Regions from separate parts of the Homo sapiens genome. Here regions 1 and 3 are each linked to region 2. Evidence: read pairs that join two places in POLR2A ChIA-PET (ENCODE). Cell type or tissue: OCI-LY7. All regions are shown on one strand. Each heading gives the region's core, and the rest is flanking DNA. Links, peaks and the distances in the headings are about the cores only.

Region 1 (10,604 bases), core at 1,320-9,319, 210 kb before region 2:
CAGACGGTATTTCAAAATTAGCTAGAAGAGAGAATTCTGAATGTTCATGCCACAAAGAAATGAAAAATATTTGAGGTGATGGATATGCTAATTAGCCTGATTTTATCATTCCACAATTTATACATGTACTAAAACATCACATTGTATCTCATAAATATATACAATTATTATTTGTCAATTACAAGATAACATTTTTAAAAAGTTGTTTTTCACAATTGTCTATCACAATTGTTTAGTTTTTTACGACTCTAAGGTTAATTTAATCTGAACCCTCTGACAGTTGTTTAAATCTTCTCTCAGGATGTTCAGACACATCACATATTCCATCAACCTTCACCTTCCCAGAGGACTTGCCTGGGGCCTTCTAACCAGCCTTCCCCTGGATTCTCCCTTCATCCTTACACTGGGAATGCCTCCCCTTGTCTCTGGAGTTGAATCCTTCATTGTCCTTTCTCTTCATTTATGCCCTTGTTTTGCTGGATCCTAACCTCCAGTAGCTTCACTTTTAAGTTTATTTTTTTAACTGACAAGTAAAATTTGTATACATTTAAGGTGTACAACATGATGTTTTGATGTCACGTGTCATATCAAAACATCATGTACACCATAAATGTATACAAATGTTCCAAATGTTCCATGTTGTATACAAATGTTCTGTGTTGTACACCATAAATGTATACAAATGTTCCACATGGGTATACATTGTAGAATGGCTAAGTCAAGCTATATAACATATGCATTACCTCACATACTTACCTTTTTTGTGGTGAGAACACTTAAAATCTACTCTTTTAGCAATTTTTAAATATACAATACTTTGTTATTAACTGTAGTCACTGTGATGTCCATAGTTTTTTGAGAAAGAGTTCTTAAAAGAAAAATTTTTGAGACCATGTATGTATAAAAACATCTTTATTTTACCTTCATACTTGATTGATAATTTTGCTGGGAGGAGAATACAAAGTTGGATATGTTAATTTTGTTCCACAATTATGGAGGCATTGTTCCACTGTCTGTAGCTAAACAGATTCTGATTTCTTATCCTTCATATGTGAATTTTTCCCACTCTCCCTGGAAGCTTGTTAGATCTTTGTGTCTCCATTCACTGAGTCTAGTTTCATCTCTCTTCCTGGGCACTCAGTGGGCCCTTTCAGTCTGTTACCTCATGTCCTTCAGTTTAGAGGAATCATTTTACATGATTTCTTTGACTATTTAGTCCTCCCCCTATTTCTCTCTTCTCTCTTTCTCGAACTCTCTTTTACTTTTTCTTTCTCAGATTTAGGATTTCCTGGACTGGTCTTCTAAATTTTTTATTTTTCTCTCTTCCCTTTTAAAACTCTTCGTCTTCTTATTCTACTCTTTGGAAACTTTCATCAACTTTATCTTCCAGCCCCTCTACTGAGTTTTTTATTTCTGCTACTATGCCTTAAATTTTCAAGAGCTTTTATTTGTTGTCTGAATGTTGCCTTTTTATAGCCTCCTTCATTCAGGCTGGTCAGGTCCTTGATTCTCAACCTTGGCTGCACATCAGAACCAGCTGGGGAGACTAAAAAATTACTGATGAGTCTTGTTCCCAGGGATTAATTGATCTGGAATTCAACCTTGGCATTGGGGTTTTTGTTTTTAAAGTTCTCCAGATGATTCTAAACTTCGGAGAGCTATTGATCTAGGTTACTATGGAAACAACCTTCCAATAATAGTAATTTCCAACAGCAAAAGTATGCTTCTTACTCATCATTATTTCATCATTAATTGGTTGATGGCTCAGTTCTGTGTCTTTTCACTCAGGGATGGAGGCTGACAGGTCGAGCCTCCAGTGTCTGGAACATCACCACTTGCTGTACCATTCGGTGAGTATAGAATTTTGTCCCATCGTCAGTCAATAAAAGAGGAGAGTTGAGTGGCAGCAACTGCTTAGAGTATCAAGCTTCCATTCACATGTCACTGGTCAAAGCAAGTCACATGTCTACTCAGTGAAGTGCAATCCTACCATGTAAGCAGAGAAAGGAGAACTGGAGTATTTGCAATGGCCTTAATGACTCCAGTGCTAATGCTCTCTGTATGTGTTTATTAGCCATTTTTGTTTCTTCCTATTAAATTACATTCATGACTTTTTGCCCTTCTTTCTACTGTGTTGTCTTTTTCATGTTAATTCAGAGAGATATTTTATATATTTGAAATACTAATCCTTGATGTTATGTTTGTTTCAAATATCTTCTCTCAGTTTATTTTTTTACTCTCGTAATTACATGTTATAATGAACAAAAGTTTAAAATTTCATGTATTCTAATGTATGAATATTTTATACTGGTTTTTTGAGCATTTTGTTACTTATTATAATTTTTCTTACTCGAGTCATGCAAATAGTCTATATTTTTAATAACATTTTAAAGTTTTGTCATTTTTAAACTTTCATTTAATCTATGTAGAATTGATTTGTGTATATAGTATGAGGTAGAAATCCAATTTTTCTTTCCTTTTTTTAGGGAGGGGTGATTATTGTCCCAGCCCCATTTTTGAGCACTCCATTCCTTTCCTTACTGATGTATAATGGCTGCTCTGTTATGAATGAATTTTTTCTTATATGGTGAGTTTATGTCTAAGCTCTTTTCCATTGCATTGGTCTCTCTGTTTATTTCTCATACATCCTCCCCTCCCCTTTGGCTTAACTGCTGGGGCTTTATAGTAAGTTCTTGATATCTGCTATGGCAAGTCCCTTCCCTCCTCCTTCAAGATTCTCTTTCCTCTTTCTTGTTCTTTGCCCTTCCATATACATTTTATAAGCAGCTAGGATTTGTCTGCATAATATCCATAAAATATTTCTATTGAGATTCTGATTGAAATGATAGATAAACTTGGGACAAATTGATCTTCATGATATTGGGTCTTTTTATCCTTGAACATGACCTTTTTTTTCACTTTGGGGTCTTTTTTACCTATCTTTTAGTAAAGTTACATAATTTCTTTTTACATCAAGGTTGAGACAAATTTTTAACATTAGTGTCACAACTTGGGTGTCCACATTCTATAGACAATGTGAATTTAGATCTTACCATACGCACAGTGCAATTCTTATTCACCTCTGACTTTGAAAGTTATCTTTTTGCTTTTGAAAATGGCAATTTCCTTTACTTGACTTCATGCTTAGTTATGTATGTAAAACATTTTGATTATATTTTAGCCAGAAGTTCTTAAATGTTTAGAGTGAGTGAAGAGCTTCCACTCATGTGTCTCTTATCTTTAACCAAAGACCTTCCTAACTTTCTGTAGAACAGCTAACCCAGTTTCACAGATTAACCAGAGCTTCAGAAAGTTTGTGATAGAAAAGATATTATGACTTTCTTCCCTATAGATGACCATGTCCTGCCTAGGTAACTTCCATCCTTCTCCTCTTTTTGGGCTTGCTTACATATTTAGATTGTCAATATGGGACACAGCTACCTCTTGAATGTATTAACACTCTAACGACTTTCAAGAGACATTTAAAAACAGCCGAAATAAACCAATTAATGGCTGACTGCTAAGTTTGCATAAATTTTATCAGTCATTTTCTTCATGGATGGAAAAATTAAGAAACACCTATGACATTAGCCAATAGCCGAAATGTTTCAAGTTACATTATAGATCACAGATCTTTATCCCCTCATCTCTTTTTCCTCCTTGAAGTAAACAAAAATGCCCATTAACGCCTAAGGCTATCAGACAAATGCCCATTATACTGACCTTGATTGACCCTTTTTTTTTTTCAACAACTGCACACCTTTTAGAAATAATTTGTTGAGCTGCAATCCCAGTCAGCAACTACAATGTCAGTTTTCAGCAAGCTCTTGCTGAGTAAGAAATCAGAAGATTTAACCACATTGGTGAGAAAGTCAGATGATTTACACATAGGCCACAGGGTTGCGTTGCTGCCTTCCTTCTTTAGAGAAACTCCAGGCAAACATATTTCCTTTCTTGAGAGAATCAAACTCCTACAGATCCACACTCTCTCCTCAGTTCACAGTGCAGTCAGGTGAAATAGCTCACGGATGAGTTAGGAAAATTCTTTAACAGAGAAGGGTAAGCAGAGGCTATTTCACACAAAATAACAGTGAAGTCAAGCACTGTGATGTCTTAAAGGGAGTGTACACCAATAAATTAAACCAAATAATTAGAAGATGAAGCTCTGTTTCTCAATGGACCTGAGCTCTTCTGCTGTATGAGTTTAGATCTTCATTTGGTTGTCAGACTGAATGGGATTCCAAGGGCATTCATGACTCTCAAAATAAAAACATAACAAAGGGGGTCCTAAATTCCTGTGATAAGACGACATATACTGTTCAATAATAATAAAGTAAATAAGTAAAAGGGTGAATTAATAAGGGAAATGACCCAATTGAGGGGAGATTACTCTACGTTTGGAGGAGTACAGGCTGATGCTGTCTTCGCCTCCTCCCTCTCTCTTCCAAGGAAAAGGAAACAGTCCTTGAACCCAGGAAGAGAATGGTGGCTTGGGCTCCAGGAGACTCATGGGTTCTCAAGTAGTAGGGTAGCTGTTTCTTTGCAGATGTCTCAGTCTCAGAGGTGAATAGCTAGGTGGTAAACCAGAGGGCTGGGGGCCAGGAGAGATGTGGGAGCTTGATGCCAGGACCTGGGGCTATCAACCACTGCAAACAATGAACCTAAGCAAGAAATAGAAGCATCAGAGCAGCTTTTCTCTGAGTGCTGGGACAATGAGCACATCACTGGGTAACCAGTGTGGACTGAAGACTAGGGAGCCTTGTCTGGAAAATTTTGTTCTGTATAACATCCCTAAGACCTTCTCATAACTTGATGGGAATATTCCTGCCCCAATAACTAGTAATCTGTAGAAAGCAGAGGCTCAGGGTGAGATGTAATTTGATTTAGAAAGTAATTTTGAGCAACTTTTGTGTCCAAATTTGGTGTTTGCAAACACACACCTGCCACAATAGCCACTTTTTGTCTTAGTATTTATATGCCAGCCATGGAGCTGAAGTATTTACATGCTTAATTCTTACAAAAACCACTGAAGTATGTATTACTATTGCTTTAGACTTAGCTTTGCGGGGGAGCAGTGTCTGACACCCCACATCCTAGAAGGCAAAAATGTTTTAAACTGTTGGAAACAAGGCAGTGAGCAGATTTTGTTATGTAAGTAATGTAACATAAGTCACGTTGCTACTTATTCTTCGAGTGTGTAAAAACTGAAGCGCTCCATTAAGATAAAATATAAAAACAAAGAAAAACAACAAATACTCTCATAGGAGAGGTTGAACAAGAATCAGCAGTATCCTGGGTTTTGAAATGACTGACCAGCTCAAAAGAAGCGAGCATTCAGAACCACGGACAGAGGCATGACCATGCAGGGGCAGCCCCCCACCCCCCAAAATAAAAATGCATTTCACTCATGCCACCCCTAGGATTATCCCCGCTTTACAAATGAAGGAAATAGGCACAGAGAGATTAAGCAGCCGCCCAAGGTCACATTGCTGATAATGAAAGAGGTGGGAATAGAACTCAAATTCACCTGATCTTAAAGCCTATACAATTTTACTGTTGAAGCCAATCTTTCCCCTCCCCTTCCTCCCTATGATGTTTTGATGGGTTTCGTTACAATTTGACCACTCTCCTTAAGACTATTCATTCTGTTAGTCACATTCTCAATTAAAAAAAAAAAAAAGAACTGCATCTGCATCTTGGCTGCTGAAATGGCATTCCAGATTTGAAGCAAGAGAGGCAAGTGCAGGAGGTGCACTGATATCCCTAAGATGTTCCCTTTTTCTTTCTTTGTTCCCCTTTAAGCCTAGAGCTGTGGAAGAAAGGTGGTGTTGGAGACACACAGAGCCACACTATCTTCAGCTTACTGCTTCCAAAATGCTGTTTCAGAGCTGTTCCATCCCCCGCACCTCCCCCTGAACCAGCCAGACGTCCTCCCGCCCACCTGCCATGTGCTGGCCATGTGCAGTTAAGCTGCCTGTCCCTAGCACCTCTCTGGGGTGGCAACAGCTCTATCCTATCAGCGATCAGCTGCAGAAATCCCACTGCTCATCAGCACCCCTGCATCTTGAGCTAGAAATAGCCCTGGAGTCTCCATGTACCATGAAGAGCAGAATAGGGAAGGATGTGGATGATTTTTTTTTTTAAAGCTATCTGGTACTAAATTGTTTTTCTGTTAGGCTGTGTGCATGAGTTCTCTCCAGTGTCAATACAGGCTATCCACATTTGGGCAAAGGAAGCTATACGCTGTCAGCCCATACAGAGAGCTGGGCAGGCAGCCTAACAGCCCAGTTACCTGCTGCTTCATCCTCCATCTTCAGGGTAGCAGAGTGGCTCTTTGCCTCTTGCTGACAGCTTTGATCTTAGATGTCCTCTTACAAATCTTTCCTGCTTTTGCTAGGAGTCACCCTTTGTCACTCTGAGAACTGAATGTGTGGGAGCAGGGCTTAGAGGTGTAGGGGTGTGAAGCGGTAATCACAGTTCACAGAGTGAGGCCATCACACTGGGCAAAACCCCAACCCACAGCTTTCTGATTGAATGCGAAGTGCAGGTGCTCTCCACACTCTCCCTCATTACTTTGTCAGTCTTCTTAAGAACCTGGGGACTTCTCACTGGGCCACCTCTGGTCCTTAGGCCACCTTTGACAGAATCTCTTGCCAGGGTTCATGGCTTAGAAGCAGAGCCTGGCTAGATTTCAGCCCCTACTTGCCCCCTTGGCTGGGTGCCCTTGTGCAAGGCAATCCCACACAGCTATGCATGCAGTCCCTTGTCCTGTTTGTCTACCTCCTCCTGCTGGTGTTGAGATGGTCATTTCTCACATCCTCGTCTGCTTTCCATGCTCTGTTTCCTCGAGGCCAATGAATCAGCTGCATTTTCTGTACTCTCTCTCCTGAGCAGCTTTAATCTAAGAGCTACCAGGAAAGGAGGGTCCCTAGACACCGAGGATCTACACCACAGGGAGGATCCTTGGTTACCGAGTTCTAGTAGCTCAGGCATCTGTTACAGAGCCTGCAGTTGCCACATACTGTGGACCATTCTGGAAGACATAAGCCACATACATTTCCAAATGTATTATTGTCTGATGGTCCTATGAAGATATCTTTTTTGGGGGTAGGCTGTAACATGAGTAAAAACAGAAAGAAAAAAGAAGAAAAACAATAACACCTTGAACAGACTCAAAGCCCTTCATTAATAATTTGTTCACCAAATACGTATTAAGTGCCTATTGTGTGCCAGGAACCCTACCAGGTTCTAGGATACAAGAGTCAACAACAACAACAACAAACCCATGAATCCTGTCCTTATGAAATTGATATAATGGGAGAGAGAGATTAAACAAAAACAAATCCCACAAATGCATACAATTACAAGCTGTAAACGTTCTGTGAATGAGAAGTGCTTACTGCCCTTTGAGGACAGGGAGTGTCTCATCTGTCTTGGCCTCTCTAATGCCTGTTACTCAGTAGGTGCTAAATAAATTTTTGTAGAATCAGTGGGTAGATGGGTGGCTACATGAAATGAAGAATGATTGCACAGCATAAGAATCATCTAAAGGCACATCATCTATAAGAGGTTGTGAGGACTGAGAGCCTTTAGTGCTGAGTAACTTTCTCACCATGGTCATTAATTTTACTTGTAACCTCAGACTATCAAAGCTCTCTGCAGGTCAGCTGTAATTGAGAGTGCTATACAGAGGCCCAGGCATGCAGCATCTCCTCACCAGAACTTGTTTGCTTCTCCCTGAAATTCTTGAACTGGAAGTATCTTCCTGAAAATCAAGTAGTTTTCTTATTTTTATTTTTTAGAGACAGGGTCTTGCTCTGTTGCTCAGGCTAGAGTGCAGTGGGGCAATCATGGCTCACTGCAGCCTCTAACTTCTGGGTTCAAGCCATCCTCCTGCCTCAGCCTCCCATGTAGCTGGGACTACAGAGACCTGCCACCATGCCCAGCTAAAATTAAGTAATTTAAATAGTCCATCAATGAGGTGGAGTAAAACCTGCTGCAGGTGCTGTGGGATTTCTTCCACACTTAGTTTTCATAGCATTCTTTGGGTTTTCCTCTGGGCTTTACAGCATTGTGGTCATCTCTGAAGCTTTGATTTCCTACTCGTCTTGGTTGAAGACATGCACTAAAAAGAACTCAAATAAAAGTGGGAATTATAAGGAAAGAGGTGGGAATCTCATAGGAACCAGTTTAAAAGTAGAGGTGTTATGTACCCTGAAAATATATACATCTATTACTTATTGATAAAACATAAGTAAATAGGCCGGGCATGGTGGCTTATGCCTTTAATCCCAGTACTTTGGGAGGCCAAGGTGGGCAGATCACTTGAGGTCAGGATTTCGAGACAAGCCTGGCCAACCTGGCGAAAGCCCGTCTCTACTAAAAATACAAAAATTAGCCAGGCGTGGTGGCCCACAGCTGTACTCCAGGCGACTCGGGAGGCTGACGCAGGCGAATCGCTTGAACTTGGGAGGCAGAGGTTGCAATGAGCCGAGATCATGCCAGCCTGGGCAACAGAGCAGGATTCCATCTCAAAAAAAGAAAAGAAAAAGAAAAAAAAAAAGAAAGTAAATAAATAAACAACAACAAAAATAACAACAAAAAAAGAAAGAGCATTGTTTCTCCCTCTTTCTCCCTCTCTCTCTTACCCACACTCTGAAACCATGATATTTCTTGTCTTTTCTTTACTCTGCTTTTCTTCCCCATCTTCTCTTCAGCTGACTTTCTCTGCAAGACTCTTGCTTTGGCTCTCCCAAAACTTGGGCTTGTGCAAGGCTCTGGCTTGCCATGGCCCCAGCTCTAGCTTCAATTCCTAAGGACTGGATTAGTCAAGACTCCCCGGGATACAGAGTCAAGACTCTCTGAGTTGATACATACTCAAACCAAACTAGCATCAGCACAAATAAAATAATTCAGGCTGGGCTCGGTGGCTCACGCCTGTAATCCCAGCAATTTGGGAGGCTGAGGCGGGTGGATCATTTGAGGTCAGGAGTTCAAGACCAGCCTGGCCAACATGGTGAAACCCTATCTCTACTAAAAATACAAAAATTAGCCAGGCGTGGTGGTGCATGCCTGTAATCCCAGCTACTCGGGAGGCTGAGGCAGGACAATAGCTTGAGCTTGGGAGGCAGAGGTTGCAGTGAGCTGAGATCACACCACTGCACTCCAGTCTGGGCTACAGAGTGAGACCCTGTCTCAAAAAATAAAATAAAAATAATAAAATAATTCAATCACATAATTGAAAAGTCTGAAGGTACGTAGCTGTAGCCACAACTGAATATTTCATCATTAAATAATATGAGCCATCTCTCTGTGCATGTGCATCTCTCTCTCCATCATTCTCACCCTGCTTTTATTGATATTGCCTGATGGCAACATGGCAGCCAGCAGCTACAGATTTACATTGCTCCTCCTCTCAATTTATAATCCCAGAGGAAGAGAAACCATTTTCCCCAGTAGTTCTGGCTACAATCTAGGGGACTCTGGTTGGCCCAGTTTTGATCATGAGACTACAGTTGAACCAATCACTGAAACCAGAAAAGTGGAGTCCATCAATTGACAAGGACTGTGTCACATGTCTACCTCTGAGATTATTCTAGGGTCAGCTCCTCTAGAATCACAAGGCTAAGTGCTTTGCAGTTCAGATTTTCAAGAGATTCTGATTGGCCCAGCTTCGGTCAGATGTCTACCCTCAGTTCAATCAGCTGTGGCCAGGAGAGCAAGGTTATCTGGTACAAATATGGTTATCAAGACCCACTTCTTCAGGATGGATTGTGAATGGGGTACAGATTCCCTTAGGGGGTTATGGGTGGTGGGGCAATATCGACTGAAAAAATTTAAATGTACCTTCCTCAGGTTGATACCTTTATTTTACTTCATTTTACTTTTTTTTTTGAGACAGGATCTCGTTCTGTCTCCCAGGCTGGAGTGCAGTGGCATGAACATGGCTCACTGCAGCCTCAACCTCCTGGGTTCAAGCAATCCTCCCACCTCAACCTCCCCAGCAGCTGGCACTACAGGCATACACCACCATGCCTGGCCAGACACCTTCATTTGGAAGAGACATATTAAAATGTTTAAGATATAAAAAAATATTGGGCAGTTCAGACTTTACAGACCCATGCAATTTTTAGGACAGAAAAAGGCTGTCGAGATTATCTAGTAACAACCTCTTCTTTTGACAAATGAGGAAACTGAGGCTCTGGAAGATTTGAGTGGCTTGTCCAAGCTTTACAGCTCTTTTGTTGTAGAGCCTGATACAAACCTTAAATCTTGATTCCCACACCAAGATTTGCCTAACACATCAGGATGCTTAGCCAAAGGCTTTAGACATCAGCTTAGCTTCTCCATGGCAGGACTACTTCAAGCTTCCTTGTTTTCTTCCATGGGACCACTAGACCCATTCATTGCGAACAGTTGCTTGCTAGAGGGAATTCAGTTTAATGCAAGTAATTACTGGGGATGACTCCATATCTGGCAATGGGTTGTGTGCCGATGGTACACTAACAAAGAGTATTTAGTATGCTTTGGTTGAATGGAGTTTAGAAAACTATGGTCCCTGCCTTCAAAGAGTTTATAGTCAACTTGGGAAGAAAAGGCTTTGA
Region 2 (10,604 bases), core at 1,083-9,082:
GTAAGTATGTAATTACTTCTTCTTTTTTTTTTTTTTTTTGAGACGGAGTCTCACTCTGTCGCCAGGCTGGAGTGCAGTGGCGTGATCTCGGCTCACTGCAAGCTCCACCTTCCGGGTTCACGCCATTCTCCTGCCTCAGCCTCCCAAGTAGCTGGGATAACAAGCGCCCGCCACCATGCCCAGCTAGTTTTTGTATTTTTAGTAGAGACAGGGTTTCACCATGTTGGTCAGGATGCTCTCGATCTCCTGACCTTGTGATCCGCCCACTTTGGCCTCCCAAAGTGCTAGGATTAATTACTTCTAACATTTGAGTGTCCCACTTCACTCTTCCCGTCTGACCCAGACTGAGGGCACTGGTGAAAGTCCACTTATTATGTCTCTAAGGTTATAAGCTCAACATAACTCTAACACTTTGGCCCTTCGTTGCAATGGATCATCTTGTGCTACCACTTCTTTTTTTGTTTAAGACAGGGTCTTGCTCTGTTGCCGAGGCTGGACTGCAGTGGTGCAATCACAGCTCACCACAGCCTCAACCTCCCAGGCTCAAGCAATTCTTCCACCTCTACCTCCTGAGTAGCTGGGACTACAGATACACACCACCATTCCTGGCTAATTTTTTTCATTTTCAGTAGAGACGCCGTCTGACTAGATTTCCCAGGCTGGTCTCAAACTCCTGCTCTTAAGCAATCCTCCTGCCTCAGCCTCCCAAAGTGCTTGGATTACAGGTGTTGAGCCACCACACCCTGCTGTGCTACCACACTTTAGAGACCACTGGTTAATAAACCTATGTTCCATTCCCTTCTCTGTTTTCTCTAAGCACTGCCCTATAGCAAATCAGAACAGCAAAACTCTGCATCACTGAACTCTGTTATTCTGTCTGTCACCCCCACTTTCAGAATTACTCTTATATAAGTATTCTTTAATGTTTTATCCTCAAATTTTATCTACTTTTTTTTTTTTTTTTTTTTTTGAGACGGAGTTTCATTCTGTCGCCCAGGCTGGAGGGTAGTGGTGTGATCTCGGCTCACTGCAACCTCTGCCTCCCGGCTTCAAGCAATTCTCCCTGCCTCAGCCTCCCCAAGTAGCTAGGATTACAGGTGCCGGCCACCACACCTGGCTAATTTTTGTATTTTTAGTAGAGACGGGGTTTTGCCATGTTGGCTAGGCTGGTCTCGAACTCCTGGACCCAAGTGATCCACCCACCTCGGCCTCCTAAAGTGCTGGATTTACAAGCGTGAGCCACCACGCCCGGCCTCTGCTTTCTTAAAACAGATTTTTGTATACCCACTGTGTGCCAAGCCCTGTCCTAAACCGGGTGATATAGCAGGAAAAAAAAAATCCCTGCCTTCATCGTGTTTGTATTCTAGTGTACAAGATAGAAATAAGCAAGAAAAAGTAAATATATGTATATATACAATATGATAGTGAACTGTGCTGAGGGGGCAAATAAAGTAGAAAGAGGAGATGCAGATGCAAAATGTCATATGCTGGGGCAGGAGGAGAAGTGTTTGCAATATCAAACAGGAAGGCTAGGGAAAGCCCCACTGGGAAGGTGGTATTTGAATAAAGCTCTAAAAGAGCTGAAGAGAGAAGGGAGTGGCCACTTAGAGGGGCATTTAGGCAGAGAGCTCTACAAGGCCCTTGCAAGGGCCCTGAAATAGAAGCATGTCTGGGATATTTCTACAATAGCAAAGAGGCGTGTGATGCCAAGTGGTATGAATCAAGGAAGAGTAGCAGGTAAGGTCAAAGAAGTAAAACGACAGAATTTAAGTGACAGATGGGGATGACAATAGATTATGGAGAGCCCCCTGGGATTTATGGCTTTAATTCTGAATGAGATTGGGACATTGGAGGGTTTTGAGCAGGTGAGTGACTTGATGTGACATATTTAATAGGATCTGAATACACTGAAGGTGGGATCAGGGAGAACATTGCAGTAATCCTGGAGATAAATCATGGTTTGGATAAGGTGGTGGCAGTGGAGGTGGTTTGAAAAGTGATCAGATTCTGAATGTGTTTTAAAGGCAGACCTGACAGCATTTGCTAGCAGATCAGCTACAGGGTTTGAAAGAAGAGGGATCAAGGATGACTCCACTCAATCAGCCTCAGCAACTGGAAGGATGGAACTGCCATTTGTTGAAGTAGAGATTATAGGAAGAACTGTTTAGGGGATGAGGCTCACTGGTGGAGGAATCAGGAACTCCGTCCTGAGTGTTAGACTGAGGCACCTGTCAGACGACATTTGCCAAAGGAAGGACAACTCCACTTATAACTACTATCAAAGTTCTCAACCATTATGATCAGTGTTCTCTGTATACCCCACGCTAGCTTAGAAACAAACAAAAAAGTATCCCTCCTGATGAATGGTGAATTTCCTTTCATTGAAATAGAGAGTTGGGACACGTCTCATGGTTCTCTCTTTGCTTTGGCTTCCCTCTAAGGAAATGAAGTTTTGTTTTCAACTATAATCGCTTCATTTAGCGAAAGCATTCTGATAAAGTTTTTCTTCCTCCTCGCCATATACACCTTTTTCCTTGGCTCTTGCCTTTAAAAAAAAAAACAAAAAAGAGTCTTCAGTTTTCCTGAATCTTAATATTTTGCTGCTTCAAATCCTTTTTGGCAGTGGCAGAGCACAAGTTGTGCTTTGCTTTTAAAGTTTTTGAAAAAATATTTGAGTGCTTATGGAAAACAGAATTCTTAAACCTATAAGTTCAGATTTTAATGTCCAGTTTCCCTGAAGGAAATAGGCCTGTATTTGATAATTATCAACAAAAAAAAGTAATAAGATCGAGTTTTCCAGGCCGGGCGCGGTGGCTCACGCCTGTAATCCCAGCACTTTGGGAGGCCGAGGCAGGCGGATCACGAGGTCAGGAGATCAAGACCACGGTGAAACCCCGTCTCTACGAAAAATACACAAAGTTAGCCGGGCGTAGTGGCGGGCGCCTGTAGTCCCAGCTACTTGGGAGGCTGAGGCAGGAGAATGGCGTGAACCCGGGAGGCGGAGCTTGCAGTGAGCCGAGATCACGCCACTGCACTCCAGCCTGGGCGACAGAGCAAGACTCCGTCTCAAAAAAAAAAAAAAAAAAAAAAAAAAAAGATCGAGTTTTCCTAATAATCGCCATAAAATACCATGTCCATGCATTGTGTTAGATGATGGAACAGGAATGTTGGGTTATTTAGGTTGACATTAAATTGTCAACTCGGCTATGTGTGTGAATATTAAGCCACAGCGTACAAGCATTCCTCACAGCTAACATGTGCGTGTATGCTATGTGTCAAGCACTATTCTAAATGTACCCTACTAGGAATATTACTGATATTATTTTAAAAATCAAAGCATCCCTGTGAGGAACCAACTGTTAGATTCATTTTACAATGGAAACCAGCCATAGCAATGTAACTTGCCCGAGATTCACATGTCTTTTAACTGGGGGACTTGGAATTTGAACTTTGGAAGTCTCACCCAATTTGTGTGTACATAATCGCCACATTTTGTTGCTTCCCCATTTTAATGATGGAACACATTGAAGGAATTCTTTTGCGAGTTGGTAAATAAGTATGATTTCTGGCACATGACAGATATTCGAAAACTATTTCTTGGATGATTGAACAAAACTGAGAACTCTGGACCTTTAAGCTACTTAATACTGAGTAGAAGCATTAATAAAAATAGTCAGAAGAATAAAGGTTACATACAAGCTATTATTTGATCAGAAAATATGCTTTCATTGGCTGAAAAATAGGAAGGGAAAAGGTGAAGATACTACAAAAAGTGGCACTAACTGGAAAGTTGACAAGGCAACAAGAAGAAAATCGATGGTGCCAGAATAGAACAAAAGGATTGCCCTGGAGGAAAGAGAAGAAATATCAATGACAGCCAAAAAGGATGTCATCCAGACATTCAAATTTTTAAGAACCTATTTTAATGAGGAAAGGCACAACAAGCAGCCAATATTTAAAGGGAAAATTAAGATTTCCTGAAGTTATATCGTATTACTGTATAACTATTAATAAAAATAATAAAATATAAACTAGAGAGGATCTTGGACATCAAGTTACAGATGAGGAAATGAAGGCCAGGATGAACTGATTACTGATTGACAGATCTGGTATTAGAACTTCCATGCCTATGTCTATCCTCCAAGACTCAGTTATATTTCCACGTTTTGTTTGTTGAAGCAGAGGTAAGAACATTGCATTTTAAGTTTTTGTTTTTAAATTATAAGTGTCTGCAGAGTAAAACTATCAACTCTTGTTGTCATGTAAACAATGATTCCCAAATGTAAGGAATGATCTGCTTCAGATTTCATTTAACTAAAAGGCTGCTTAGTTTGGAAATGAAAGACAAAAGCAGGGAAAGAGAATCGAGAGTTGTCCAGTAGACTCACTTACAGTCCTTTGGTATGCTATATAAATCATTATAAATCATTCAGCTAATATGAGTGCTCATTCAATGACAAGGCTCTTATTTTACTCTACTATTTGTTATGGAGTTAGGACAGTTATTTTGCCTAGCATACCTCTGCAGGAATGCAATGTATTCAGATACTGTTCACTTTCAATTGGCTTGTCAAATGACCTTTGGGAAATTAGTTATTTGAAATGGAGATGGTAATGTTTTATTAAAATGTTAAAATCACTATACTATCAAGCAATTCAAAAAAATCTTTCTCAATTCACAAAGTAGTTGAACAATAGTAACCTGAACCATAGCGACCATAAAGTTGTCTAAATTTGGGGCCTGGCGCAGTGCCTCACGCCTGTAATCCTAGCACTTTGGGAGGCCGAGACGGGGGGAGGGTCACCTGAGGTCAGGAGTTCAAGACCAGCCTGGCCAACATGGTGAAACCCCGTCTCAACTTAAAAAAATAGGAAAATTAGTGAGGCATGGTGGTGGGCACCTGTAATTCCAGCTACTTGGGAGGCTGAGGCAGGAGAATCACTTGAACCTGCGTGGCGGAGGTTGCAGTGAGCCGAGATCACACCACTGCACTCCAGCCTGGGCGACAGAGCAAGACTGTCTCAAAACAAAAAACAAAGTTGTCAAAATCTGGAATCGTGAGGGGCAGGAGTTGAATTGGACCAGGTGTATAGGGACAAGAGAATGAACGGTTCACACAGGCTGTCTGCTATCTACAGCCAGGAGCTCCCAAAGTAGTATGGGCTCAGGTGGCAGCTGCGGAGGGGTAGTGGGAGGAATCCCCTACTGCGAGTCTTCCCAAGTTGTTTTGCACAGGGGTTGGGGAAGAGAGAACAAGCAGTTTTTTGGAGATTGGTCTCTCTCCCCAACTCCCATCTCCCTCTTTTTCTCTGTCTCCCTCTCCTCTCTCATAAACACACCCACCAAAGAAATCCTCCAAATTCTGGAATAAGTATAGCTTCTCAAGGTGACTAGGTTGAAAGAAACAGTGTTCACTTGAGTGTGTAAATTCTAACATGTTTCTTAGTGTCATTTCTATATTAGTCATACTGCATGAATGCAAATGTTGATTCTATTTTTCATTGATTTTATTCAAAGAACTCAACTGTGACAGGAATCCCTGAATCAAGTATACTATGCAAAGTTGGTATCTTGTTGCAAAGGTAATACAACTGTGAAGTGATACTTGTTATGATGAAATTAAAGTCAAAGATATGACTCTTGGGATGTAACCTTTTGCAGAGAAGCATTAAAAGAATGTTATTCTGCTTTGGTATATGCTATAGGACTTTTAAAGTTTGAGAGTTAACAATCAAGAGTTTCTTTGCAGCTGCTTTTATGGTTTCATTATTGCTACTGATTTCAAATATAGCCGTATTTATTTACCAAAGTGTTTTAATTCCTCTTTAAATACAAAAGGACCATTGAAAATGTTGTCTGGGTGGAATTTCACAAATACAAGGAATTCTTCAGACAAGGCATGGGTCCAAGCCTTAATCCAGTCTGGCCTCAGATACCAGTCCTTAAATGTTCCTTTATCAAAGTAGGTAACAATGGGCAGTTATTCACTGTAAATAAACTAGGGACTGAGTGAGGGGAGTTAGAAAATATCAAGATAAGCAGTTTGCCCTTCGGAGAGGACTCAGTTGTACTGAAGCCAGCATTTCCTATCATTTTGTAACATACTTTTATTTTTAACTCCTTGGCTCTGTGGTCATGAATCTCATTACCTACCATTCTATGGGAACAAAGTAATTCAACCCTTTGGCATCAATGAATTAATACTTCTTCTACCCTATTTTAGTTCCTTGGGTCTTTGGTGGTGGCCCTATGTATGGAATTAGACTTGCAACAGTAGATGGTCTCAGACTAACAAATTTACAGCCTCTTCATTTTGGGAGCTCAGTGGGCTCTTTGAAATAAAACAAAATCGGAGCTTTTTTTTTTTTTTTTGAGATGAAGTTTTGCTCTGGTTGCCCGGGCTGGAGTGCAGTGGCGCAATCTCAGCTCACCACAATCTCTGTCTCCCGGGTTCAAACAATTCTCCTGCCTCAGCCTCCCAAGTAGCTGGGATTACATGCATGTGCCACCATGCCAGGCTAATTTTGTATTTTTAGTAGAGACAGGGCTTCTCCATGTTGGTCAGGCTGGTCTCAAACTCCTGACCTCAGGTGATCCACCCAACTCGGCCTCCCAAAGTGCTGGGATTACAGGCGTGAGCCACTGTACCCAGCTGGAGCATCTTAAATGTATTTTAAAGTTATCCTCAGTCTAAGGAGCTTTTTAATCATTCAATGGCTAATGGAAAGGATAATCCAAATTATCTGTAGCTGAAACACTTTTGAAAGGATATATAGTTTGGAGGACAGAGTACAGAGCAATGACCCAACATATCAAATTCTCTAACAACAAATTCCAAGGAATTTGTTCCTATTAGCTTGCATTGGAATGTAATTCTGTGTTGATCTGTGACACTAGTTCAAACATCTTTTTGATCTGCAAAAATGTTTTGTCATAATGGGAATTAAAATAGAAAGTTGATCTTCACCTTTTCATTCATTCCCTCATTACGATGAGTTAAGCCTGCTGACCAATGAAATGTCCTACAAAATAGGAGCAACATGAGCAAAATAATTGACATAACAAGGAGAAATACACACTTTTACTCTGAGAATATTACATTAATTTGACCTTTGTCATTATTGTTGTTTGTTATGACTGACATTTTGGACTGCTGATTAACCTGGATTTCCAGATATCCTTGGCTTGTAAGTACATCTGTAACCACAGGACCCAGCATCTACTAGAGAGGGTTTGCAACAAGAAGCTCATACCTCACTGAGTGAAAATATTTCAAAAACATCTATTTTGTCACTTTGTTTCTTTAAAGTTTCCCTTTATGTGGAAAGGTGATAAAAGGCTTTATTTAGAGAACTAGGTATAATTAAACAAAAGGGAATCTTATGTAGTGACACTATTTTCCTGGCTGGAAAAAACACATTGACTCTTAAGGTTCTTTATGTGCTTCTGTTTGCATGGTTCATTTCCAGCTAACACAGCATTTCTGAAATGCCAACATTTGCTTTTTGTTTTCTGGTGTTGTGTCTAAGCAAACTAATATGGGTGCCAAGAAGATAATGCTGGGTTTTTAATGGAATGCCAGATCATCAGTTCTTTTTGAAGTGGGGTTTGAGTTAGTTATTATGTTAATAAATCTAAATTTTGATCCCCTTTGTTGACCAATTATTTTCTCCTGAAGAAAAACTATCCTATGACCAGCAATCTTGCACATATATATTGGGGCTAATATATACTGGAATGAATAGATAAAAGAGTGTGAATAATGCAATACATCACAATCAATCTGATTAGAAAAACAGCTCAGAGCAAAATTATCTGATAATTTAAGATACCAAAATTCTTTTTTTTTTTTTGGTATTTGTATTGGAATTTAATTATATATTGACCCATGACAGCTTTCCATTAGCCATTACCAAAATCTCTTTTTTGGTATTTTAAATTAGTAGCATGATTGGTACCTGTATGATTGGAAGTTAAACTATCAGCTGTTATTCTGCTTCTTAAAGGCTAGGGGGGCTTGTCAATAGAGTAAGGGTCTCCCTCTCTTAAACGGAGGTCTGTCCAAGAGAATAAAATACTTACAGGAGACCTGAGGAGATTATGAGAAATAAGATGTCTTGCATACAGTCAGCCTGCAGTTAAATATTCATTGAATATTTGAGCAGATTAGAACTGGAGCCTTCATCCTTCATGTGTTGAAGAACTATTTTTAATTTTCTAGCAACCTTAAGATCACTGGATAGGAGAGGAACTCCACTCTTGAGTGGAGAAGTAAAGTAGGAAGAGTCTAGACTGACAGTTGTGATAAGCCTTTTTCTCTCTCCTTGTCCTGTGGGACTCCTGGGGAAACCTCAAACACAGAGGCCTGTTGACAACTTAAATTGGAAAGCAAGAGCTGATTTTAATTTGATCTTTTTTTTCTGCTTGAGTATCACAATTTACAATGCTCTGGTAAAATTAGTGATTTTTTAAAAAATCATTAAAGATGTCTAGAGGGGAATTCTTTCTTTTCAGTCACCATGAGAGTGGTTGTTATATAGAATATTTCTTAATTGCCTGACTACCCAGACATGTTTATCCACTAGGAAAGTGAAGCATGTATTAAAAACTGAATACCTACTTTGGGTTCATTTATTCAGTAAAAATATATTGAGCTGAGAGGCTCTGGAAATACAAAGATGAATAAAATAGACATGGTCCTTACTCTTACAATGCTGCAGTCTTGCAGAAGGTAAATAAGCAATTACAATATGGTGTAAGTGCTATAGCAGAAGGAAAGATCTTTGGAGAACAATTTGGAAGTTCCTCAAAAAACTAAAAATAGAACAACCAGATGATCCAGTAATCCCACTGCTGGGTATATACCCAAAATAAAGGAAATCAGTATATTGAAGGGATATCTGCACTCCCATGTTTACTGCAGCACTGTTCACGATATCCAAGATTGGAAACAACCTACATGTCCACCAACAGATTAATGGATAAAGAAAATGTGGTCCCCATACACAATGGAGTACTAATCTGCCATAAAAAAAGAATGAGCTCCTTTCATTTGCAACAACATGGATGGAACTGGAGGTCATTATGTTAAGTGAAGTAAGCCAGGCACAGAAAGACAAAGTTTGCATGTTCTCACTTATTTGTGGGAGCTAAAAATTAAAACAGCTGAACTCATGGAAATAGTAGAAGCATGGTTACCAGAGTCTGGGAAGGGTAGTGGGGATATGGGGGAGAAGTGAGGATGGTTAATGCGTACAAAAAATAGAAAGAATGAATAAGACCTAGTATTTGCTAGCACAACCTGGTGACTATAGTAAAAAATAATTGTACATTTAAAAATAACTAAAATAGCAAAATTGGATTGTCTGTAACACAAAGAATAAATGCTTGAGGTGATGGATACTCCATTTACCCTGATACAATTATTACATATTAACACGCCTGTATCAAAGTATCTCATGTACCCCATAAATCCATATACCTATTATGTACCCACAAAAATTAAAAATTAATTTTAAAAAAGAGGAAGAAGACCTTTGGGAGCACATAGAAGGGGCACTGAACCAGACTCTGGAAATCAGAGAAGATGCTGTAAAAGGAAATGTTTGGAATCAGGGACTTGAAGGAAAAGGGAGATAGCTAAAGATGGGGGCAGAGTGGCAGGTGGGGACAGTGGGAAGAGGATTCCCAGCAGAAGGAATGTCTTAGTTTTTGCAGTGACTCAGCACCAATAGAGAGTAGTGCATACTTGAGAAAATGGAATTGAATGTGGGTAAATGGAGAGTAAAAGGAGGTGAGTGGCAAGAAAAGAGGCCAAAGACACAGGCAGAAGACACATGGACAGGCTTTTGTAAGCCAAGTCTAGATGTTGAGCTTTATCCTATGGGCCATAAGGAATCAGAGAATGGTGTGATTAAATCTCAATGCTTCAGGCCAGGCGCGGTGGCTCACACCCATAATCCCAGCACACTGGGAGCCGAGGCGGGTGGATCACCTAAGGTCAGGAGTTCAAGACCAGCCTGGCCAAGACGGTGAAACCCTGTCTCTACTAAAAATACAAAAATTATCCAGGCGTGGTGGCGGGCACCTGTAATGCCAGCTACTCAGGAATCTGAGGTAGGAGAATCACTTGAACCTGGCAGGCGGAAGTTGCAGTGAGCAGAGATCACACCACTGCACTCCAGCCTGGGTGACAAAAGGGAAACTCTGTCTCAAATAAATAAATTACCACGTTTGAAAGATCACTGTGGCTGTACTGTGGAGAATGGGTGTGGAAGACTGGAGGCAGAGAGACAGAAAGTTATAGAATAGCCCAAGTGAACGATGATGGGGAACTGGAATAAGGGAAGTAGCAGTAGGAATGGAGAGAGATGAATGGGTCTGAAACATATGTAACATATGTAAAAGTAAACTTGGCAGGGCTTTATGATTGTTTAGATGAAAGTGTATCCGTGACAGGCTTAGGCAATTAGATGGATGGTGGTTTTGATATAGGAGTTAAAAAGAAATTATTTAGGCAGATAGTGACAGTAAGAAAGTCCTAGATAAGGTTTTCCTTTTAATGAAAAGCAGCCCACAAATCATTTTCTTTTCTAACAGAGTG
Region 3 (10,604 bases), core at 909-8,908, 83 kb after region 2:
GTCGCGCTCTGTCACCCAGGCTGGAGTTCAATGGCATGATCTTGGCTCATTGCAACCTCTGCCTCCCAGGTCCAAGCGATTCTTGTGCCTCAACCTTCTGAGTAGCTGGGATTACAGGTGCATGCCACCATGCCCGGCTAATTTTTCGTATTTTTTGTAGAGATGGGGTTTCACCACGTTGGCTAGGCTGATCTTGAACTCCTGACCTCAGGTGATCTAACCACCTCGTCCTCCCAAAGTGCTGGAATTACAGACATGAGCCACTGCGCCCGGCCTCTTGTTCCTCTTTAATCTCACCCTTCAATTGGCTTCTTGCTGTTTGCCTACAAATATGGTCAGGTCTCCGATAGCCTAAAAGATTCTTGCTCAACTCTTGTTCTTTTTTTTTTTTTCCTTTTACCACCAAAGAGATGTTGATATTGTTGCCTTTATTACTTCATCACTTACCTCTTAACCTCAGTGGGATTGCTTCTTCCCTAACCACTGTCCTGAAACTGTTCTTAATCCAGTATCCTTTCTAAAGTTAGTAATCTCCTTGATCTCTTTGCAGCATGTTGATGCTACTTACTGTTCGCACTTTACTTCCTGACACATCTTCCCTGTGTAAGGATGGTATTTCTGATTGCCTTTGTCTTTTCCTCTAAACATATTTGCCCTACCCCTTCTTCAGAGCTTTCATTAGCTCTCTTCTTCGGCACTTTCTCCATTTGTAATATCACTTTCCTGTGACTATCTGTAGTTATCTACTAATTCATTCCTGTAATGTAATTGAACTAGAAGCAGTAATGGAAAATTCAGGGAAGCAGGATTCTGTTCACTACAAGAATATTTTTTCTCCAAAGTAATTATGGTTGTTTTACAGTAGTACTCTGCTTTTAAAGTAGTTAATTCTTCATTATTGAAGTTTTCAAGTAGAGGCAAAAAGACACCTTGTAGAAAGGATTTATATATGAAGTAGAAAGTCAAGCCAGATATTCTTTTAAAGTCTTGTCCAACTCAAAAATTGTAATTTTTATCTCGTCTACTCTACTTCCATGGACTTAACTTTGACCTATGCTCAGATGTCTTCCAAACCATTATTTCCAGTCACTCCCCTACCACCTCCTCGTCTGTCTTCTCTCCCACGGGCACAATTTTGTCATCAAAGTTGCTTATGTTCTAGGCCACCATATTTTCTAGCTTCATTATCACTTTCCAATATTCTTTTTACCCCCTTTAGTGGCAAGGCAATGAGGATCATTTTTCTATGCTTTGGTGACTTTTCTGAAAGTAAGTTATGTCTGCCCATATTGGTTTAGTTTGTTATTGCTGTTTTCCCTCTACTTTCTCCTACCCACCACCTCTCTCTCCAGGATTAGGAATGCTCAAGCAAAGAAAAGGACGCCAGAAGAGGAGGCTCAGGATCCTAAAGTTTGCATTTATTTTAAAATTTTGCATGGCACAGTTGAAATGTTAATGTTTGCTGACCATTTAAAAAGTAAGATGTTTGCCGGGCGTGGTGGCTCACGCCTGTAATCCCAGCACTTTGGGAGGCCAAGGCGGGTGGATCACCTGAGGTCAGGAGTTCAAGACTAGCCTGACCAATATGGCGAAACCCTGTCTCTACTAAAATTACAGAAATTAGCTGGGCGTGGTGGCATGCGCCTGTAGTCCCAGATACTCAGGAGGCTGAGGCAGGAGAATGGCTTGAAACTGGGAGGCGGAGGTTGCAGTGAAGCCGCGATTGCACCACTGCACTCTAGCCTGCTGACAGTGAGACTGTCTCAAAAAAAAAAAGTTTATAATAATAGTTGTTGCAATTATTTATTGAATGTCTACTATGTACCAAGTATTATGCTATGAACTCACATAAGTTATTTCATTTAAATCTTATGACATTCCTATGAGGAAGATACTGCTGCTGTCCCATTTTACAAATTAGGAAACAGACTTAGGAAGGTAAGACAGTTGTCACACAACTAATAAATGACAGTGATCTAACTGATTGTATGGCCAATACTCTTAACTAGTATATCGTTTTACAAGGAAGGTGGAGATCTAGAATCAAATTTCAGAAAGTCAAGTAATGTTAATACAAACAAGGAAATATATTTTGGATTTATATTTTTAGATTATTTGAAATGTATGTGAACCTTTTGAGGTATTGTGTTAGTGGCTTGTGTGTCTTACACACTTTCTGTGATATTCATTCATTTGCTCATTCGTTCATTGAATAGTCATGCAGTTTATTGAATGCTTAGACTTTGTATTGGGTGTGGTATAGGAAAGTGAATGAAACAAATATAAGTAAGTAAGTTTACAGTATAGTGGGAGAGATAGGAAACAAGCAGGTAAATAATCACATAATTTATTTTAGTCTAGAGTAGTTTCCCACCTTTTTAAAATGACTGAGTATCCAAGCCATTTTCTTAATAGACTATCTCATACTCTTAATTTGTCTCATTGTTTCCTCATATATGGTGGTTTAAACCTTACTATCCTACTTCCTTCTATTTACTGTAAACTCAAAGGTAGGTCTAGAGCAAGGGTGCTGAACCTTGAGTTCACAGACTCTTGTAGGGTCTGTAGAATTCAGGGAATCTGTGAACTTTAGATGGGGAAAAAATTACATCTTTATTTTAACTTATTCCCTAACTCAGTGGTTCTCAACCGGGGTGAGTTTGTCTTCTCCTTCCCCAACCCTAGGACATTTTTGATTGTCACAGCTGGGTGGGTACAAGATAGTCCCTGATAACAGAATTATCCCTTTCAAAATGTCAGTAGTGTCAAAGTTGAAAAACTCTGCCCTAACTGGATTTTAGCATTTCCTTTAATTAGGAATATAAGAAACGCTTCATGGATACAGTATGGACAGTACATTTACAGTACCTGTAGCTTTGTCACCAATAGAAATCTCAGGTATTCTCATATCACATTCAATTGCTACAGATATCTTAAGATTTAATTTATGCTCATTTATTGCCTATAAGGTAGTTACTAGATTCGTATTAAGAAGCAATAGTAGGCTGGGCGCGGTGGCTCACGCCTGTAATCCCAGCACTTTGGGAGGCCGAGGCGGGCGGATCACAAGGTCAGGAGATCGAGACCATCTTGGCTAACACGGTGAAACCCCGTCTCTACTAAAAATACAAAAAATTAGCCGGGCGCGGTGGCGGGCACCTGTAGTCCCAGCTACTCGGGAGGCTGAGGCAGGAGAATGGCGTGAACCTGGGAGGCGGAGCTTGCAGTGAGCCGAGATTGTGCCACTGCAATCTGGCCTGGGCTAAAGAGCGGGACTCCGTCTCAAAAAAAAAAAAAAAAAAAAAAAAAAAAAAAAGAAGCAATAGTAGACTGGGCATGGTAGCTCATGCCTGTAATACCAGCACTCTGGGAGGCTGATGTGGGAGGACTGCCTGAGCCCAGGAGTTCAGGACCAGCCTGGACAACATAGTGAGACCTCGTCTCTACAAAAATACAAAAATTAGCCAGGTGTGGTAGTGTGCACCTGTGGTCCCAGCTACTCAGGAGGCTGAGGTGGGAGGATCGCTTGCACCCAGGAGGTTGAGATTGCAGTGAGCTGTGATTATGTCACTGCACTCCAGCCTGGGTGACAGTGAGAGCCTGTCTCAAAAAGAAGAAATAATACTATGTTATAATTTAAACAGTTATTATTGTAGCTGTAGTTCAGTATAATTGTCCATTGTAGTGTTGTGTGTTTTATGCATTTAAAAACATTATTCTAAGAAGGTATCCATAAACTTCGCCAGACTGTAAAAGAAATCCACAGGACAATAAAGCTTAACTCCTGATCTAGAGATTGGATTGGATTGGATTGGATTAAACATTTTTGAAGAGACTATTTCATAGGTAATGATGTTTATTTCCTATTTTGTCATTTCATGAATTACATAATATCAGGTTGTCCTCCTGTTATCAGTAATGTTAACTTTAATGACTTATGTAAGGTGGTGACAGCCAGGTCTCCATTTTAAAGATACATTTTCCCCTTTGTGTTGCTAAGTAATCTGTGAGGTAATACTTAGGCGCCATGAGAATATAATGTTTTTAACAACTTTTCACCTAATGGCCTTAGCATACTTTGGTGATTTTTGCCTGAATTAGCTTTTACATTGGGGGTTGCAAATTGGTGATTTTCTAATTTGGTTATTCCTTTTATATTTATTACTGGCATTCTTCAGTAGAGATTTTCTTTCCCCACCCCCTTTCCTTATCTTTTTTTTTCTCCCTTAAGTATCTCTATGTATCCATTAATTTTTACTTATTCCATATGTTATACTCTATTACTTTTAAAAAAATATGCTCAAGTTGTCCCAAATGTGGCCAGTGGGAACCCCCTTTTAACTTGGTCCTTTGTCCTCTTGATAGGTCCTGCTGGTCTTTGAGCATATCTTGCTTTCTGACACAAGAGTGCTCAGGGTAGACTTATTCTTTCTGTATTCCATGTCTGGAGTTACATATTCTTTCAAAGAGTCCTGGTTCTTTTAGTTGGAAGTGGTATTTAGAAACAGAAGTCTGGGCACCACGTGTGTTCATTGCTTGGTGGGGTTCTGGCTGGTGGTTGGGGTTGGGGGAGGCAATGCTTCTAGTGCCTTTCAAAAGAAGTTTTTAACTGAACATAAAAAGATATTTTGAGCTATAAGAAAGAAAATCAAATCTCTATTTACTCATCCTTGGAAATCCTTTTTTTTTGGAATGGATGATTGTTTTTTCTTTTCCTTATTAGCCCAGACCCATTCTGTTATTACTTAAGTATTATTGGCAGCTGTCTGTCTGTTTTGTCTGTCTGTTCTGATATGTTCTACATACCATCCATTTCATTCATCTATAAAATTTTTATTATATGTATGACAGGAACTGTGATAAGCAAATAGAATACACAGAAAAACAGAAACATCAAGAAATGCAAAGCCTGATAGGGAAGAACTGTATGAAAAGCAAAACCTCAGTATGATTGATGCAAAAATTGAAATACATAGAGTGACTAAGTGTGAGAAACCAAAGAAAGCTTCAAGAGAGAATAATATTTGAACATAGTATTCATACAATTATAAGGAGATTACCATGTGAAAAAGGTAGAGCTATTTATAGATTCTCATTACAATTGTTAAAATGCCAAATTTGTTTCTAGATGGTAGTTAACTTGAACTATCAGAAATCAGTAGTTCCCTGTGTTTAGTGCTTAGAGCTTTCCGTTTTCCTGTATTTTGTGTATTTTGTTTGCTTGTTTGTTTTTTCGAACTGATTTTTTTTCTGAGTAGACAAACTATCATTGCTTATCCTGAAACCTTCTTAAGGTTTCTCATCATTTTTGTTCTTTAGCCTTTCAATGAAAGATTATTTCTTTGCTGAAATTTTGTGATTCAGATGCCATGTACATTTGTTGTATTTGTCTGTACATCTACATCTTATGAATAAATCCATGTTTTCTTACCAGTGATTGTACTTTTATAATTATGTGATGATCAGTACAAAGTTTGGTTCTTACTGTAGGGAGATCTTTTTAATAATAAGCTGTGGATGGTGAAGGCAGTGAAGAGTCAAATGTTTGGAAACTGGGACTCATCTTTATAGGCAGTCCACTAGTTTTATGTAATCCCCTTTTACTAGAGATCTTCCCTCTTGTTATAAGAATTAAGAGTGGTATAGGAAAAAAGAGAATGTGCATATGTTTTCCAAGTCAAAATCTTTAAAGAGTAAACCATGTGTTTTTCTCCTCAGATACAGAAATAACTTAGAAGAATCTAGAAATATTTTTCTGCCATCTCCCTGCATATTTCTAGGTTTCTAAAATGGCACTTAGGATTTTTTTTCTGTAAAAACAGCATGGTAAATAGAATAAATCAAGATATCAACATAGTATTGTCAGAATGAATATCTAATTTATCTGACATTAAGCAATGGATGTTTAACATAAATACATTTTCCACATGTCTGTGGCTTAACACTTCATGTCAAAATGTATTTATTTTAGATTTGGGGGTACAGAGCAAGATGGTGGACTAGAAGGCTCCACTGGATGTCCCCCTCCATAGGAACACCAAATTTAACAACTACACACCAAAAGCACTTTCATAAGAAACAAAAATCAGGTGAGCACTCACAGAACCTGATTTTAACTTCATATTGCCCAAAGAAGCACTGAACAGGATAGGAAAGACAGTCTTGAATTGCTGACACCACCTCTCCCCCATCCCCCATGCAGCGACTATGTGGTGTGGAGAAATTTGTATGCTTGGGATAGGAGGAGTGCAGCAATTGTGAGACTTCTCATTGAATGCACTATAACAGCAAAAAGCAAAACCAGGGTGAACTCAGCTGATGCCCACACATGGAGGGAGCATTCAGACCAGCCCTAGCCAGAGGGGAATTACCCATCACAGTGGTTGGAACTTGAGTTCTGGCAAGCCTTGCCACTGTGGGCTGAGGTGTGCCGGGGTCCTAAATAAAAGGCAGTGTAAGCCAAAAGGACTGCAAGTCCTAGTGCTGAACTGGGCTCGGCACCAGTGGAATTAGGGGCACATGACTTACTAAGACATCAATTGGAACACCTAAGGGAGTGCTTGTGCCACCCCTTCTCCAAGCCCAGGCAGCCCAGCTCACAGCTCTAAAAGATATCCCTACCTTCTGCTTGGGGAGAGGAGAAGGAAGAGTAAAGAGGACTTTTGTCTTACATCTTGGATATCAGCTCAACCACAGTAGGATAGGGTACTGGTCAGGCCCCCATTCTAAGCCCTAGCTCCTGGATAACATTTCTAGACACACGCCTGGGCTAGAAGGGAACCTGTTGCCTTGAAGGGAGGGACCCAGTCCTGGCAGGATCCATCCTGTGCTGACTAAAGGGCCCTTGGGCCCTGAATAACTAGCAGTGATAACCACGTAGTACGCCATGGGCCTTGGCTGAGACTCAGACATGCTGGCTTCAGGTGAGACCCAGCACATTCCCAGCTGTAGTGGCTACAGTGAGAGACTCTGCTTGAGAAAAGCAGATGGAAAAATAAAGGGGACTTTGTCTTGTATCTTAGGTATCACCTTGGCCATAGTGGGTTCAAACACCGAGTGGGCTCTTGGGGTCCCTGATTCCAGGCCTTGGCTCTTGGACAGCATTTCTGGACCTGCCCTGGACCAGAGGGGAGCTTACTGAAGGGTGAGTCCCAGGCCTGGCAGCCTTCACCACAAGCTGACTGAAGAGCCCTTGTATCTTGTGAACATTGACAGTAGCCTGGCAGTACTCCCTATGGGCCTTTGGTGGTGGTGGCCACAGGGTGAGGCTCCTCTGCCTGTGGAAAGGGGAGAGAGAAGTGGGAATGACCGTGTCTCATGATTTGAGGGCCAGCTCAGCTGCAGTATAATAGAACACCAGGTAGACTTCTAAGGTTTTTGACTGATTCCTAGCTCCTGGAGATAACTTCTGGACTTACATGAGGACTTGGGGGCACTTGCTGTCTTGAAGAGAAGGACAGAAGCTGGGCTGGCTTTGCCACCTGCCGATGGTAGAGCCCTAGGTCCTTGAACAAACATAGGCGGTAGCCAGGTAGTGGTTACGGTGGGCCTTGGGTGAGACTCAGTGCTGTGCTGGCTTCAGGTCTGACCCAGTGCAGTGCCAGTGTTGACCACAGGGTGCTTGTGTTGCCCTGCTGCAAGCCCCATGCAGCTCAGCAGAAAGAGACTTCATTTGTTTGGGAGAAAGTAAGGGAAGAGAACAAGAATCTCTGCTTGGTAATCCAGAGAATTCTTCCAGATTTTATTCAAGACTACCAAGGTGGTACCTCTACAAGTCTGCAAGAACCACAGCATTACTGGGCTTGGGGTGCCCCCTAAAGCAGATACAGCTTAAATCACAACACCCAAATCCATTAGAGTATCTGGAAAGCCTTCCCAGGAAGGACAGGTACAGATAAGTCCAGACAGTGAAGACTACAATAAATAACTTCAATGTCCAGACACTGAAGAACATCTACACCCATCTACATCATCCAGGAAAATATGACCTCTCCAGATGAACTAAATAAGGCACCAGGGACTAATTCTGGAGAAACAGAGTTATGTGACCTTTCAAACAGAAATCAAAACAGCTGTGTTGAGAAAACTCAGAGAAATTCAAGATAACACAGAGATGGAATTCAGAATCCTATCAGATAAATTTAACAGATTGAAATAATTAAAAATAATTAAACAGATATTCTGGAGTTGAAAAATGCAATTGACATACTGAAGAATGCATCATAATGGCTTAAAAGCAGTTGATCGGCCGGGTGTGGTGGCTTATGTCTGTAATCCCATCAGTTTGGGAGGCTGAGGAGGGTGGATCATGAGGTCAGGAGTTCGAGACCAGCCCGGCCAACATGGTGAAACCCTGCCTCTACTAAAGATACAAAAAATTAGCCGGGCAAGGTGGCACATCCCTGTAATCTGAGCCACTTAGGAGGCTGAGGCAGGAGAATTGCTTGAACCTGGGAGGCAGAGGTTGCAGTGAGACGAGATCGTGCCATTGCACTCTAGTCTGGGTGACAGGGCGAGACTCCATCTCAAAACAAAAAACGGCAGTTGATCAAGCAGAAGAAAGAGTTAGTGAGCTTGAAGACAGGCTTTTTGAAAATACACAATCAGAGAAGACAAAAGAAAAAAGAATAAAAATAAGCACACCTACGGGATTTAGAAAGTAGCCTTGAAGGGGCAAATCTAAGAGTTATTGTCTGTAAAGAGGAGGTAGAGAAAGAGATAGGGGTAAAAAGTTTATTCGAAGGAATAATAACAGAGAACTTCTCAAACCTAGAGAAAGATATTAATATCCAAGTACAAGAAGGTTATAGGACACTAAGCAAATTTCACCCAGAGAGGACTAACTCGAGACATTTAATAATAAAATTCCCAAAGACAAGGATAAAGCAAGGATACTAAAAGGAGCAAGAGAAAAGAAACAACATACAATGGAGCTCCAATATGGCTGGCAGTAGACTTTTCAGTAGAAACCTTACAGGCCAAGAGAGTGGCATGACATGTTTCAAATGCCGAAGGAAAAAACCTTTTACCTTAGAATACTATATCCAATGAAAATATCCTTCAAACATGAAAGAGAAATAAAGACTTTCCCAGACAAACAAAAGCCAAGGGATTTCATCAGCTCCAGACCTGTCCTACAAGAAATGCTAAAGAGCTGGCCAGGTGCAGTGGCTCACACCGGTAATCCTGGCACTTTGGGAGGCTGAGGTGGGTGGATCAGCTGAGGTCAGGAGTTGAAGACTAGCCTGGCTAACATGATGAAACCTTGTCTCTACTGAAAAACAAAAATTAGCCAGGCATGATAGATAGTCCATGCCTGTAATCCCAGCTACTCAGGAGGCTGAGGCAGGAGAATCACTTGAACCTGGGAGGTGGAGGTTGCAGTGAGCCAAGATGGTGCCACCGCACTCCAGCCTGGGTGACAGAGTGAGACTCTGTCTTAAAAAAAGCTAAAGGGTATGTACTTCAATAAAAAAGAAAAAGATTAATAAGCAAAAAGATACCATCTGAAGATGTAAAACTAACTGGCAATATAAGTACACAGAAAATCATAGAATATTATAACATGATAACTGGTGTGTAAACTAGCCTTAATTAGAGAAATTAAAAGGGGCCAATAAAAAATTATAACTATAATTTTTTCAAGACATAAGGATAGTAAAATATAAATAGAAACAACAAAAAGCTATAAAGTGGGGGGACATAGTTAAAGTGCAGAGTTTTATTAGTTTTCTTTTTGCCTATTTATACAAGCAGTGTTAATTGTTATCTGCATAAAACAGTGGGTTATAAGATAGTATTTGCAAGCCTCATGGTAACCTCAAATCAAAAAACATGGAACAGATACACAAAAAATTAAGAAACCAAGACATTAAGTCATAACACCAGAAAAAAATCACCTTTACTAAGAGGAAGACAGGAAGGAAGAGAAGACTACGAAACAACCAGAAAACAAAAAACAAATGGCAGGAGTAAGTCGTTACTTATCAGTAATAATATTGAATGTAAGTTGACTAACTCTCCAATCACAAGACATAAAGAGGCTGCATGGATAGAAAAACAGGACCCAGTGATCTGTTGCCCACAAGAAACACACTTCACCTATAAAGACACACACAGACAAAAAAAGGGATGGAAAAAGATATTCTCTAGTAGTTATCAGACAAAATAGATTTCAAGACACAAACTATAAGAAGAGACAATGAAGGTCACCATATAATGATAAAGGGGTCAATTCAGCATAGGATATAACAATTGTAAATATATATGCACCTAACTATTGGAGCACTCATATATAAAGCAAATATTAGAGCCAAAGAAACAGGTTGGAAATAAAGAAGACAATTCAAATAATATCAAGCATCTTCTCTGACCACAATGGAATAAAACCAGAAATCAATATTAGGAATTCTGGAAACCATACAAACACATGGAAATTACATAATATGTTCCTGAATGACCAGTGAGTCAATGAAGAAATTAAGAAATTGAAAAATTTATTAATAATGGAAACATGACATACCAAAATCTATGAGGATACAGCAAAAATGATACAAAGAGGAAAGTTTATAGCTATAAGTGCCTACATCAAAAAGAAGAAAAAC

Evidence for each region. Peaks named below come from ENCODE experiments on the same cell type or tissue, not always from the same donor. Only the 100,000 strongest peaks of a DNase experiment are listed, where the experiment ranks them.
Region 1: POLR2A ChIA-PET joins it to region 2 with 21 read pairs; 3 of 35 experiments call an interaction of 5 or more read pairs at or near these places.
Region 3: POLR2A ChIA-PET joins it to region 2 with 17 read pairs; 2 of 35 experiments call an interaction of 5 or more read pairs at or near these places.

The regions. Positions count from the first base shown.
Region 1 is chr2:64,291,657-64,302,260 of GRCh38, reverse strand. No RefSeq gene overlaps it. Among named protein-coding and RNA genes, the nearest start is that of MIR4433A, 44 kb to the left of the region's middle. In OCI-LY7, for the core only: no CTCF peak of the experiment used is centred there; no DNase peak of the experiment used is centred there.
Region 2 is chr2:64,081,437-64,092,040 of GRCh38, reverse strand. No RefSeq gene overlaps it. Among named protein-coding and RNA genes, the nearest start is that of PELI1, 58 kb to the left of the region's middle. RefSeq lists an enhancer at 5,108-5,297. In OCI-LY7, for the core only: no CTCF peak of the experiment used is centred there; DNase peaks (open chromatin) are centred at 1,540, 2,130, 5,120, 5,470 and 1 weaker place; H3K4me3 peaks cover 5,865 bases; H3K27ac peaks cover 7,595 bases.
Region 3 is chr2:63,997,802-64,008,405 of GRCh38, reverse strand. The region is part of intron 1 of VPS54 (VPS54 subunit of GARP complex); the gene reads left to right. Among named protein-coding and RNA genes, the nearest start is that of VPS54, 16 kb to the left of the region's middle. In OCI-LY7, for the core only: CTCF peaks have their summits at 7,613 and 7,815; no DNase peak of the experiment used is centred there.